Linked DNA regions of Homo sapiens: region 2 is linked to region 1. The links are chromatin loops, found by intact Hi-C in ENCODE. Cell type or tissue: PC-3. All regions are shown on one strand. Each heading gives the region's core, and the rest is flanking DNA. Links, peaks and the distances in the headings are about the cores only.

Evidence for each region. A loop is a pair of places that touch in the nucleus more often than their neighbours do. Peaks named below come from ENCODE experiments on the same cell type or tissue, not always from the same donor. Only the 100,000 strongest peaks of a DNase experiment are listed, where the experiment ranks them.
Region 2: a loop joins it to region 1, with 2.5 times the contacts of the local background. A loop is called at or near these places in 11 of 110 quality-filtered maps.

The regions. Positions count from the first base shown.
Region 1 is chr1:212,085,848-212,092,210 of GRCh38, forward strand. The region is part of intron 13 of DTL (denticleless E3 ubiquitin protein ligase adapter); the gene reads left to right. Among named protein-coding and RNA genes, the nearest start is that of MIR3122, 11 kb to the left of the region's middle. In PC-3, for the core only: no CTCF peak of the experiment used is centred there; a DNase peak (open chromatin) is centred at 2,804; H3K27ac peaks cover 1,337 bases.
Region 2 is chr1:212,226,581-212,232,943 of GRCh38, forward strand. It overlaps LINC02608 (long intergenic non-protein coding RNA 2608), which reads right to left. Exons shown (of 4, transcript NR_125984.1): 3 at 3,623-3,679. Among named protein-coding and RNA genes, the nearest start is that of LINC02608, 55 kb to the right of the region's middle. In PC-3, for the core only: no CTCF peak of the experiment used is centred there; a DNase peak (open chromatin) is centred at 3,211; H3K27me3 peaks cover 111 bases.

The DNA of each region.
Region 1 (6,363 bases), core at 1,539-4,038:
CTTTCTCACCATCACTTGTTAAAGAGACTATTCTTTAGCCCATTGAATCGTCATGGCACCCTTGGTAAAAATCTGCCAAAAATCAATTGACCATAAATGTGAGGGTTTATTTCTGACTTCTCAATTCCATTGATCTATGTATCTGTCCTTATTATGGTTCTGCATTGTCTTCATTACTGTAGCTTTGTAGTAGGTTTTGAAATCCTACTTCTGTTTTCTTCTTTTATTTCAAGATTGTCTCGACTGTTCTGGGTCTCTTTTATACAAATTTTAGTTTCAGCTTGTCATTGTTTGCAAAATAGCCAGCTAGGATTTTGATAGGAATTGCAGTGACTGTGTAGATCAGTTATGGAAGTATTGACATCGTAATAATGTTAAATCTTCTGGTCCATGAACTTGGATGTCTTTCTATTGCCTGTCGTTATATGTACTTTTCTCTCTCTCATTTTAGAAAATATAAAAGAAAAGAATCATATGAGGCCATTAGAGAATACTGATTTTAAAAAAAAGTCATCAGTATTCCCTCCACTTTGACATAATTTTAAATGACATTTCCAGTTATTTTTTGAGGTTTTTCCCTTATACATAGAGATTCTTTTTAACAGAACCATAGTTGTACTGAATACGCATTTGATTTCTCTCAAGCCATCCTACCACTTCAGCCTCCCAATAGCTGGGACTACAGGCATGCACCACCACGCCTGGATAATTTTTGTATTTTTTGTAGAGATGGGGTTTCGCCATGTTGCCCAGGCTGGGCTCAACTATGAGCTCAAGCAATCCACCCACCTCAGTCTCCCAAAGTGCTGGGATTACAGGCATGAGCCACTGCACCCAGCCTTAAGTACTTTCTATGTTATCTTTTTTGCAACACTATTTCAAATACTACACTTGAGTAAATGTTCCATAATTTACCTAGCTATTCTACTGTAGTTTAAACATTTGTTTCAAATATTTTAAAACTTGGGGTTTTTTCCTCCCTGAATTTAGGGTCCCCCTTCCCATTAAAATAAGATTCCCAAAGGTGGAATTCTTGTGTTAATGACTATACCATTTCTTAAAATTTGTGATGAAAAGTATCTTGCTTTTAACTATGTACTTTTAGTGTGCCATTAATTATCCTTAGTATTAGAAGCCAAGTCACCAAAAAAGTTACATATTGACCAAATGTGAGTTGTAATAATAACAACGTTTAGCCACTATTGACTCCTAGCATAATTATTCTAAGGACCTACTTGGATTATCTCATTTAATTATGAAAACAACTGAAACTGAAGGTCAAGGAAGTTAGACTTGCTTAAAATCTCATAGCTATGAAGTTGTAGAACCAGAGTCTATAATTGAACCCTTGCAGTCTGATTCTAGAACACATGCTCAGAACCACTCTGCAGCACTGCCTTCTTTAGAACCTAACAGAGCAGGCTGGGTGCGGTGGCTCACGCCTGTAATCCCAGCACTTTGGGAGGCCGAGTGGGTGGATCACGAGGTCAGGAGATCGAGACCATCCTGGCTAACATGGTGAAACCCCGTCTCTACTAAAAATACAAAAAAAATTAGCCGGGCATGGTGGCACACGCCTGTAGTCCCAGCTACTCGGGAGGCTGAGGCAGGAGAATGGCGTGAACCCGGGAGGCGGAGCTTGCAGTGAGTGGAGATCACGCCACTGCACTCCAGCCTGAGCGACAGATCAAAACTCTGTCTCAAAAAAAAAAAAGAACCTAGCAGAGCAAGGCAAAAGTTCAGGTTAAGATCAGAGTAAGAGTTATGCCTAGATTACTCCATTTCTGGGTGATGCTAGGGTTACTCTGAAGAGCACTACGAAGCAACAACCTGACACGGGTTTTCAAAGGCTGGCACACTGACCATTCGACTCTCTAAGCCAGCTTCCAGCCACAGATTTGCTGCTTCTAATCACATTGCCATCTTGAAAATCATGTTCCCCTGCTTTCCCAAGCTTCTAATTGCCACGCCAACCTTTCATTGCTGTCCTGGGCTGCTTATCTTCACTTCTGGCCCTGGCTTGTAAACCCCCTCAGTTAACACATTAATTGGAAGGGTTTAAGTGCTAAGACATAGCCTCTTTTTCTCCTGCCCTACCTTTCCCAGCCGGCACCTGCTTCATTGCTTACCACTCTTTCCCTATGTTTTAGCCAGAGATCTCATAGCACTGTTGAAACCAATAGTCCTCAATCTTGGCTATGCATCATAGCTACTTGGGGAGCTTTTCAAGTCCGTGTATCCCCAGTGATTGATTCAATGGGACTGGACCTGTATTTTTACAAAGCTCCAAGGAGGTCTGTTATGTAGCGAGGATTGAGAACCTCTGGTTTAGGCATTATTGAGTGATAAAGTTGATTATCCTTATCCTAAAGAGAAGGAAACCCTACCTATTCTGCCTCAGTTGCTTGCTGCAGTCTCACAAGTCAGCAGGATAATTATAGAGTCAATTTTCTGATCCCTAGAACCTCACCTGTATCCTTGTCAGCAGTAATGAAACTTAACAAACATTGTTTAATAATTCCTTACTACGCACTATAGGGGCACTGGGCCTAAAGATGAGTAAACCATTATTAGCTGCCCTCGAGGCTCACAGTCTAGTCTAGGAGGCAGATTCAAAAACTATAGCACACAGCCATTAGCTGTGTAAACAAGGGGCTCTGAGAACCTACTTCCCCTGTGAGAGGAGAGCTCTGTGGGAGAAGAGGAAAGAAGTTGTGAATTCTTCACAGTGGAGTTAACATTGTCATCAGAGCCTTGAAACATGAGAAGAATTTCTGCCTGGCAAAGGAGGAGCTGACTTGGCAAGAAAACCACATGAACAAAGAAATGTGACAGTACACAGCTTGTTCAGGAAGCAACTAGTAGTGTCCTGTAACGTGATCCTAGAATAGCAAAGTACATGATAAGACTGAAAAGGCAGGCTGAGGCCAGATGGCAAACTCATATAGAAAGAAGCTGGCTGGGCACGGTGGCTCACGCCTGTAATCCCAATACTTTGGGAGGCCGAGGCAGGCGCATCACCTGAGGTCAGGAGTTCGGGACTAGTCTTGCCAACATGGCAAAACCCCATCTCTACTAAAAATACAAAATTAGCTAGGCATGGTGGCACACGCCTGTAATCCCAGCTACTCGGGAGGCTGAGGCAGGAGAATTGTTTGAATCCAGGAGGCAAAGGTTGCAGTGAGCCGAGATCATGCCACTGCACTCCAGCCTGGGCGACAAGACAAGACTCCGTCTCAAAAAACAAAGAAAGAAGCTGCAAACTGTTAGTAGACTCTGTATAATTCTTCGAAGGAACTGACTTTAGGAAGCATTTAGGGCAATAACTCAGTCTATGCTACCATGTCATCAAATCTCATATATTGCTTAAGGTCAATAAGGAGTTAGTCCACTTAAGTAGATGAAGTACTAAAGAAAATGGCATGCCATATTTAAATGTGTAGGCCCATATAATGGCATGCTATGCACCTGTTAAAAATAATGCAATGCATCTATGTGTACTTACATGAAGAGACGTAAAAATAAAAGAGCAAATGGCAGAACATGTACAGATATATATATAGTATAATCCATTTGTATTTTGGGGTTTTTTAAGGTCTGATACATATATACCTTTGTATGTGCTAAATAGGCACAGAGAAAATTGCGGAATGCACAAGAATGTAAAAGTGAAATGAAAAAGTTGAAAAGAGGATCCTGTTTCCACCCTCTTCCCCTCTGTACTGGTTGAATTTTTTTACCATTAACTTTCATACTGTTATAATGTAGTTACTGTTTAAAAAACATATACACACACTTAAATTTGACCCAGCATTTGCTAACCTTCAAAGCTAACAAAATTTCTTTGACCCCCATGGACCACTTCCTCTTTCACCATGACATCCTGAAGGAAGAGGAAATGCCCCAACTTTCCAACACATCAATTTCATACCAGCCTTATCAGTAAATACTCCAGTGTGTGCCATGCAAGTTTCAGAAACCTAGATACCTGGTTTGTCCCTGTCCCAGCTCTTCCTTCTTCCCCAATCCTGCCTTGTTAATCGGCATATTATAGGACTCATAAAATTTTAGGACTTTCTGCCCTAAATGTACACTTTGACCCACTTAAATGGAACAGATGACTGTGGCAGCTGTGCAGTGACTATTAACCTGCACCGAGGAGTGCAGCAAATGAAAACTTCCTTTTCTGCTGAAAAAAATAGCTGTTATCAAGCTCTAGAGCGTTAGTGTGAGAACCATAACCAGAGGTTTCATGAATAGGTCCCTGTTACTAAGTCCTTTTCATGGCATCTTATGACAAAATGGGGTTTTTCAGTAATTATCCTTATTAAAAGAGCAGTATCATTTTGGCTGGTTCTAAACATATGGTTGATGAGAAAAGTTTAGGCAAAAGTCAATTTGTAGAATTTCTCTCTCTCAAGGCAAGACTGCTTTAGGAGTGAAAAACACAGGGTAAAAAAAGGACAGGATAATTAACTGACTAAAGTGAGTACTTGCCAATCTTTATTTATGCTAAAAGAGAGATTGCATTTTTATATCAGCCCATCCTAAATTCAGCTGGATATAAATGCAATTAGGTAATTAAACTGAATTAAAAATTATAGTTAACAATTCAAAGGCTTTGTGACTGAGAATAAATAAATACCCTTGTTATTTGAAGACAGGAATGCTATTTCAGCAATCTAGAAAGCTCAGAAGGAAATTGAGAAAGTGTTGTCTGTGGTAGGGCCCGAGAGGGAAGAAGCATGAAGTTCATAAAAATTTGCCTGAAGTACTTGCCATTGTATGTAAACAAAGGGACAGGTACACATACAGAAGTCCTATTTACTAAGTTTGATTTGATTTACAGAGAGCAAGCACTGAGATTCTGAATGTTTTTTGCCTTGTGGAAAATAGTAGTCATTTGTAAAATAAAGTGGGAAGCCATGTGAGGCCTGATAACCTTAACAAATAATTGATTGAATGGCTTCTTGTGAAAAGAAAAACTATCTCCTTTAACAGATATAGAATCTGAGTCCAAAGAGATAAAGGGTTATGCCCAAGTCACATAGTAAGTGATTGTGCCAGGTTTTAGATCTGTGCATTCCTGTTTGAGAGCCCCTGTGCAGTGCCTTTCTGCCCTAGCATTGCTCAACAGTTTATATAAGAATGCTAATGGCAGCGTTAAATGTGTTGTAGAATACCTATACCTTAGAATACATTGTAGCTATTAAAAATGATAAATCTGTATTAATGTGGGAAATGTTCACAATATATTAAGAAGCAGGTTATTCCTAATTTTAAAATGGACAAAGGGCCTGAATAGACATTTCTCAAAAGAAGACATACAAATGCCCAACAGGTATATGAAAAACTGCTCAGCATCACCAATCATCAGGGAAATGTAAATCAAAACCACAATGAGATATCCCCTCACACCTGTTAGGATAGCTTTTATCAAAAAGACAAAATGTAACAAGTATTGGTAAGGATGTGGAGAAAAGGGAACCCTTGTACACTGGTGGGAATGTAAATTAGTATAGCCATTAAGGAAAACAGAATGGCAGTTTCTCAAAAAATTGAAAATAGAACTACCATATGATCCAGCAATTTCACTTTTGGGTATATATCAAAAAAAGTGATCGCAGTATGTGGAAGCGATACCTGCACTCCAATGTTCACTGCAGCACTATTCACGATAGCCAAGATATGGAATCACCTAAGTATTCATCAGATAAAGACAATATGATGTATATACACAATGGACTACTATTCAGCCTTGAAAAAGAAGAAAGTTAATGTCATTTGCAACAACAGGGATGAACCTGAAAGACATTATGCTAGGAGAAATAAGCCAGACAGAGAAAGACAAATACTGCATGATCTCACTTGTGGAATCTTAAAAAGTTGAACTCATAGGAGCAGAGAGTAGAATAACGTACTATGTACTTGAAAATTGCTGAGTAGATTTTAAATGTTCTTACCACAAAAATATATGAAGTGATGTTAGTTGGCTTGATTTAATCATTCTACAATGTATGCATGTATCAAAACATCACATTATAGCCTATATACACAATAAAAATAAATTTGCTTGAGATAAAATATTACGAAATAGTATATATATAGTGATCTCTCCTTTTTTAAAAAATTTCAATAGTTTTGGGGGAACCAGTGATGTTTGATTACATGGATAGGTACTTTAGTGGTGATTTCTGAAATTTGGTGCACCCATCACCCAAGTGGTGTACGCTGTAACCAATGTGTAGTCTTTTATCCCTTACCTCCCTCCCACCTTGAGTCCCCAAAGTCCATTGTATCATTCTTATGCCTTTGCGTCCTCATAGCTTAGCTCCCACTTATAAGTGAGAACATACGATGTTT
Region 2 (6,363 bases), core at 2,084-4,583, 140 kb after region 1:
ACATTGAATGTCAGGGTTTTTTCTAGAAGGCTGTCAGTAGAAGTTGGCAGTTAAGAGTGGGTAGTTTAGAACCAGATCAAAGCCAGGCTGGGATCTGGCCCTGACAGTTACTATCTGCGTGCCTTGGGATAAGAACTTAACCTTGCCAAGCCTCGGTTTTCCTCTCTGTAAAGAAAAGCTCATACTGAAATTATTGCATGCCAGCTCTCAGCATTGCCTGTCACATGACAAATGTTAGTTATGATTATTTGTTAGCTAATTGACACACAGAAGGCTTTATTCTACTAAAGGCCTACAGCTAGCAAGTGGAGATAATTTTTTATTCAAATTTTTTATTATAAAAAATTTCAAATGCATAGAAAAGGTGAAATAATAGTACAGTTGACACTGAAATCCCTCTTCTAGATTCTACAGTTGTATACATTTTACCAAATATATGTTTTTTCCTAAACTATTTCAATGTAAGATACAGACATCATCCCTAAATACTTCAGCACACATCTCTTTAAAATAAGGACATCCTCTGACATACTCACAGTAACCTTTTTTACACTTAAGAAAATTAATGATAATTACCTAATATCCCCTGGTTCCCAATTCCCAAATCATATAACATTTTCCAAAATGTTTCCCAATATGTCTTCTAACAGATGTTTGTGTGTGTGTGTGTTTTAAAAAATTTCAGTAGCTTTTGGGGTACAAATGTTTTTGGTTACGTGGATGAACCGCAGAGTGGTGACGTCTGACATTTTCATGCACCCATCACCCAAGTAGTGTACATTGTACCCAATATGTAGTTTTTTATCCCATACCCCTCTCTCATCCTCCCTCTTCTGATTCTCCAAAGTCAATGGACTTTGGATGTTTTTTTTTCAAACAAGATCCAATCAAAACTCTTACATTGCATTTGGTTGTCATGTCTCTATTTTCTTTTATTCTAGAGCGGTAGGTGTGGGGAAATTTTGAGAACAATATTGTTGCTGAAATCAACTATTGGCTGCCAGGTGGAAATGGCTGCTGCCTCCACTGAGGCACACTGGGCCCCGCCACATTTATTAGCACAAGCCCTGTGATATGGTTGCATAGCTTGCTTTGCTGAACTTGTTGGTTACTAGCTACTGCTTAATGACTGGACATTAGAGACTCTTCTGTTGTTTTTATATTCCCACCACCTCCACAGCACCTAACACACAGGTGGTCAGTAAAAGTGGATGGAAGGAAAGGAGGCAGGGAGGAAGAAGGAAGAAAAAGGAGAGTGGGAAAGAGGCAGGCACGGGCAGGCCCCCCTGCCTCCATGCCAGGTGGGTACCTGGAGAGTGACACTGTGCCCTCCTGGGAAGCACCCACACTCCTTTGATTGGGGGAAAACGATTCCATGTGGCATGTGCCTTTTGTCCAAATATGCCTTCTTCCTTCGCATTCTCCTTTCCCTCTTTCCCATCCTCCTTACCTGAGCACTAGTTGGGATCCCTCAGACCTTCTGCTATCTTTAACTTAGTCTTTCCCTCTCTTCCCATATACAAGATTAACATTTGACATTATTTTAAAAATAATCTGTAATAGATTATCTTTTCCTACAATCACACTCATTTTCCCAATTCCCTGGGAGATAATTCCCACAAAATTTGTGGTCAGTAATTAAATTCCTGACCACAATGAATCATGAGGAATATATACTGTGTTCAGAGGGATGGCGTGGTATCCGTAAGGGAGCATCTGCTGAAGGGAGAGAGAGGACACATGGGGGTTAGCCCACAAAGCCAAGGGGAGCTGTCCTCCAAACACAACCAACAGAGTTTAGCTCAGGCTTCAGGATCAAACTATTGCTTCTATTCTGTGTGGAGAGAACAATGACTGAATTGGCTGGAATAGAACAAAGTTGTTAAAGTGAACTTTCTCCACACCTCATCTCTAATCCCTAAAATTTTGACTTAAACAAAATTTTGAGTTAAGCAAATTTGAATTAAAAATTTTGAGCAGATACAGGGAATGAATGCAAGAAGCTCTTGATTATCTTCATGGTGGACTGGCTCATTTTCATTCCGGGCTGACCTCGTTGATATGTTCTCTACCACTTCTCCTTGCTGAGAAGTAGTTGGCGTCTATTCAAAGTACACAGGCCATTTAATTATTAATCGGAGCAAAACATTATTAGGGAAGTTAAACTGTTGAGTAGGTGTGTGTGTGTAAACATGTGGATACTTTCTTGATTATCTAGCTGTTTTGTTTTGCCTTTTGCCTTTCTGGGTTCCTGCCCCTCTCCATTTGTGGTGATACCTGTAAGGTGATTATGCCACTGAATTCCTAAGAGCTTTTTGGTCCCTCTCTCATTCTCCTTGGATGTGTGTGGAAATGTTTGTCAGCAGGGGCGGACCGGGGAGGGTTCATGTACACAAGAAGTGACTGACCTTGGCCGCTGAGTGGAGTGTGTATTTGTGACGAGGAAAGGGTTCAGTGTTTGTGTTTGGTGATGGTTTTATGTCCTGCTGTCATTAGAGAGGACTTTATAGGGGTTTCTGATGACCTAGGGCTCCAGGAATCATCATGATTATTTAGACAATGATTTTAATGGGCCCATATAAACTTATTCTGTTTTTATACTAGTAACAGAGAAGAAGATGTTGGAAGATTAAATATAGAGAAGGATGGGCTTTAGCGTCACTGTTCAGGGACATTGGGAATTATTCTACAGAATTCGATCCAGCCTATTCTCATTATTTCCTTCTTCTTATGACTTTCATTCTTTCCTTACCTTCCTCCTTTTCCCTTTCTTCTTCTTCTTTTTTTTTTTTTTGAAACGGAGTCTCTCTCTGCCGCCCAGGCTGGAGTGCAGTGGTGCAATCTCAGCTCACTGCAAGCTCTGCCTCCCAGGTTCACGGCATTCTCCTGCCTCAGCCTCCCAACTGGCTGGGACTACAGGCGCCCGCCACCATGTCCAGCTATTTTTTTGTATTTTTAGTAGAGACAGGGTTTCACTGCCTTAGCCAGGATGGTCTCGATCTCCTGACCTTGTGATCCACCTATCTCGGCCTCCCAAAGTGCTGGGATTACAGGCGTGAGCCACTGCGCCCGCCCTCTTCTTTTTTTCTTCCTTGCTTTCTTTCTTTTCCCTCCTCCCTTCCTCTCCCCACCTTTATTTATTTCTTTCAACATGTACTGCCTGCTTACTATATATTAGTCACAGTCTAAATGCTGGAGATGCAGAGATGAATAACACATGGCCCCAGCCCTCCTGGAACTCAGTTTAGCGTGGGAGGCAGATGGAGGCACAGATCATTCCAGTACAGTGGTTAACGATAGAGATAAGTACAGGGTGAGCTCAATGTAGGGGTCCCTAATCCAGCTTGGCTTGGGAGAGAAGGCAGGAAGCTTCCTGGAAGAGATGATGGCAGATTGATTGGGAGTGGCTGAAAAAGGAGCAGGGCTCAAGGCCTTTACCTGGCAGGCCAGGTCATTCACATGGTTTATGAGCACTGGATAAAGGGAATGGGATGAAGGGCTTTGGGGGTATGGGTCTTCCATGAGATATGACACCAGATTTTGATGTCACTGCATATGGTTAGGACCACAGGGGCAGGGCAGAAATGATGTCTACTACTGTGGGACAGTACTAGTGACTTACCTCTGAAATCTGGGGACATTCCAAGGTATCTGCTCAGATGGTTGATCCTGGGGAATCCTGGAAGAAATGAAAGCTGAAATGAAAGATCACTCTTGAAGGCCAGTACATGACATATATGTACTCAGGGGTGAAGAGTCATGTAAGGGGAAATGGGCAGTGGGTAGTCAAGGTGTGAATGAAGATCACTGCTCAATAGAGTGGGGCGGTGAGGCTTGGGGAGGTGGAGGAGGACTCTTGGCTTCTCTAAAAAAAAAAAAAAGGCCTAACTTGTGCTGCAAGTTTTACTGGATGCCCAGGACTCTGGAGGAGTTTTTGCGCCAGTAGACAGGCAAGTGGCCACAACAGTTCTTATGCCCCACAAGGGCAGAGCCTTACATTGGCAGCTCCCTGAGTTACTTGAAGCAGGAGACCTTTTGTAACCTCAAGAAGACAAGAGGAATTCTGTTGAGGGAAGCTTAATCCCTGCTCCTTGGAGATCTCGGCATGATAGTAGAAAGAGCACATATGAGCTAGGAAAACATAAGTATCACATCTGATGATACCAACTGCAACAATAGTAATAGCCACTGTGTATCTAGTCTCTACCCTGTGGCAGGGCTTTTCATGTATTACTTAACCCTCATAACTACATAATAATATATAATGATAGAAGGTACTGTCATTCCCTCCATTTTATAGATGGGGAAATCAAAGTTTGGAAAGGTCACAGGTAGGAAGTCATAGAGTCACATTTGAACCCAGGTCATTCTAACTCTAGAGCCTCTGATCTCAACTGCTGTCCTTACTGTGAATAAATATTCAGTGCAGCTTCTCTTTGACTTGACCATAGGACCACAGCCCACCTGAAATGGTAGAATAGAGAGACCCTAGAGACTGATGAACTGCATTTCTACAGCACTACTAGTTATTATGAAGATGGATAATCTAAAATTTTCTATTTCTCTAACATGTAGTCTTAGGGCACTCAATATTAGTATTAGCCAAGAACATATGATTTGAGGGGAAAAATATGGATTAGAAAACAATCGCTCTGAAGTCTACTACTTTGGTAGTTGTTATGGAATGAATGTTTGTGTCCCTCCAAAGTTCATAAGTTCAAGTCCTAATCCCCAACCTGGTGGTACTATTAATAGATGAGGTCCTGAGGGCAGAGCCCCATGATTGGATTAGTGCCCTTATAAGAACAGGAAGACAGACAGACTAGAGCTTTCTTTCTTGCTCTCTCTCCATGGGTACACACCAAGGAAAGTCCATGCAAGGACATAGCAAGAAGGCAGCCATCTGCAAGCCAGGAAGAGAGCCCTCACCAAGAATCACATCTGCTGGTACTTTGATCTTGGACTGTAAGACACCTCCAGAACTGTGAGAAAATTGACATCCGTTGTTTGAGCCACCCAGTCTATGGTATTGTGTTACAGCAGCCAGAGTTGACTAAGGCAGTAGTAGTTAATATCAGCAGCTGGGTGAACACACTCTCTGTGTGTGTGTCTGTGAACTAGATCCTCTTAGTCAAAAGGGTTGTTGACTGTGTCTTGAGACCCCTCACTCTCTATATTAGTTTTGGGTGTTCTTTTTCTCATTGGTATTTATGAATAATTTATGCAAAAATGAGTTTTTAAAAACCTTCGGAAAAAAATATATTAGTTGGTTTATGATTCTTCAACAGATCAGAAATTGGGCACTCCCTGTCACCTGTGGCCCCCAGGGAGGCATGCAGATAGCTTTTACAAGTGAGAGGAGAGCTAGGATCTGCAGAGACCACTGGACTGCCTGCCTCCCTCCTTGCTCTGGGAGTCCTCCATGGTTCTGAGGGAGGCACAGATAATCTCTACAAGCTGTCTGGGCTCCCAGGTATTTGCTACAGAAGGTCTCGTGTGTTCAGAGGACCTAAAGCTACGGTACCCTTGAGGATGAGGAGAAAGGTGTACTTTCTCCCCTGTACAGAAGGCATGTGGAGAGCTGTGGCTTGGGAGGAGAATACCAGTGTGCCTCCCACTTCCTTAGCAGCCGGGCCTCCCTCCCCAGAGGGGCTGCACCACTTCTCAACTAGTGGCAGCTCATGAAATCCTCAAGTAGGAAGTGTATTAGTCAGGGTTCTCTAGAGGGACAGAACTAATAGGATGGATTTATATATAAAGGGGAATTTATTAAGAGGATTGACTCACACGATCACAAGATGAGGTCCCATAATAGGCTGGCTGCAAGCTGAGGAGCAAGGAGCAAGTCTGAGTCCCCAAGCTGAATAACCTGGAGTCTGATATTTGAGGGCAGGAAGCAACCAGCATGGGAGGAAGATGTAGGCTGGGAGGCTAAACCAGTCTAGTCTTTTCACGTTCTTCTGCCTGCTTTTATTCTGGCCGCACTGGCAGCTGATTAGACTGTGCCAACCCAGACTGAGGGTGGGTCTGCCTTTCCCAGTCCACTGACTCAAATGTTAATCTCCTTTGGCAACACCCTCACAGACACACCCAGGAACAACACTTTGCATCCTTCAATCCAATCAAGTTGGCACTCAATATTAACCATCACAGGAGGAATCTGCAAAGGTCATTTAGCCCAGCGCTTCTTAGTCCATAAGGTTCAAGCATTTTACCTGGGAACTTTGTTAGGGAGGAGATTTTTTTTTTGAGATGGAGTCTCGCTCTGTCACCCAGGCTGGACTGCAGTGGCATGATCTTGGCTCACTGCAAGCTCCACCTCCTGGGTTCACACCATTCTCCTGCCTCAGCCTCCTGAGTAGC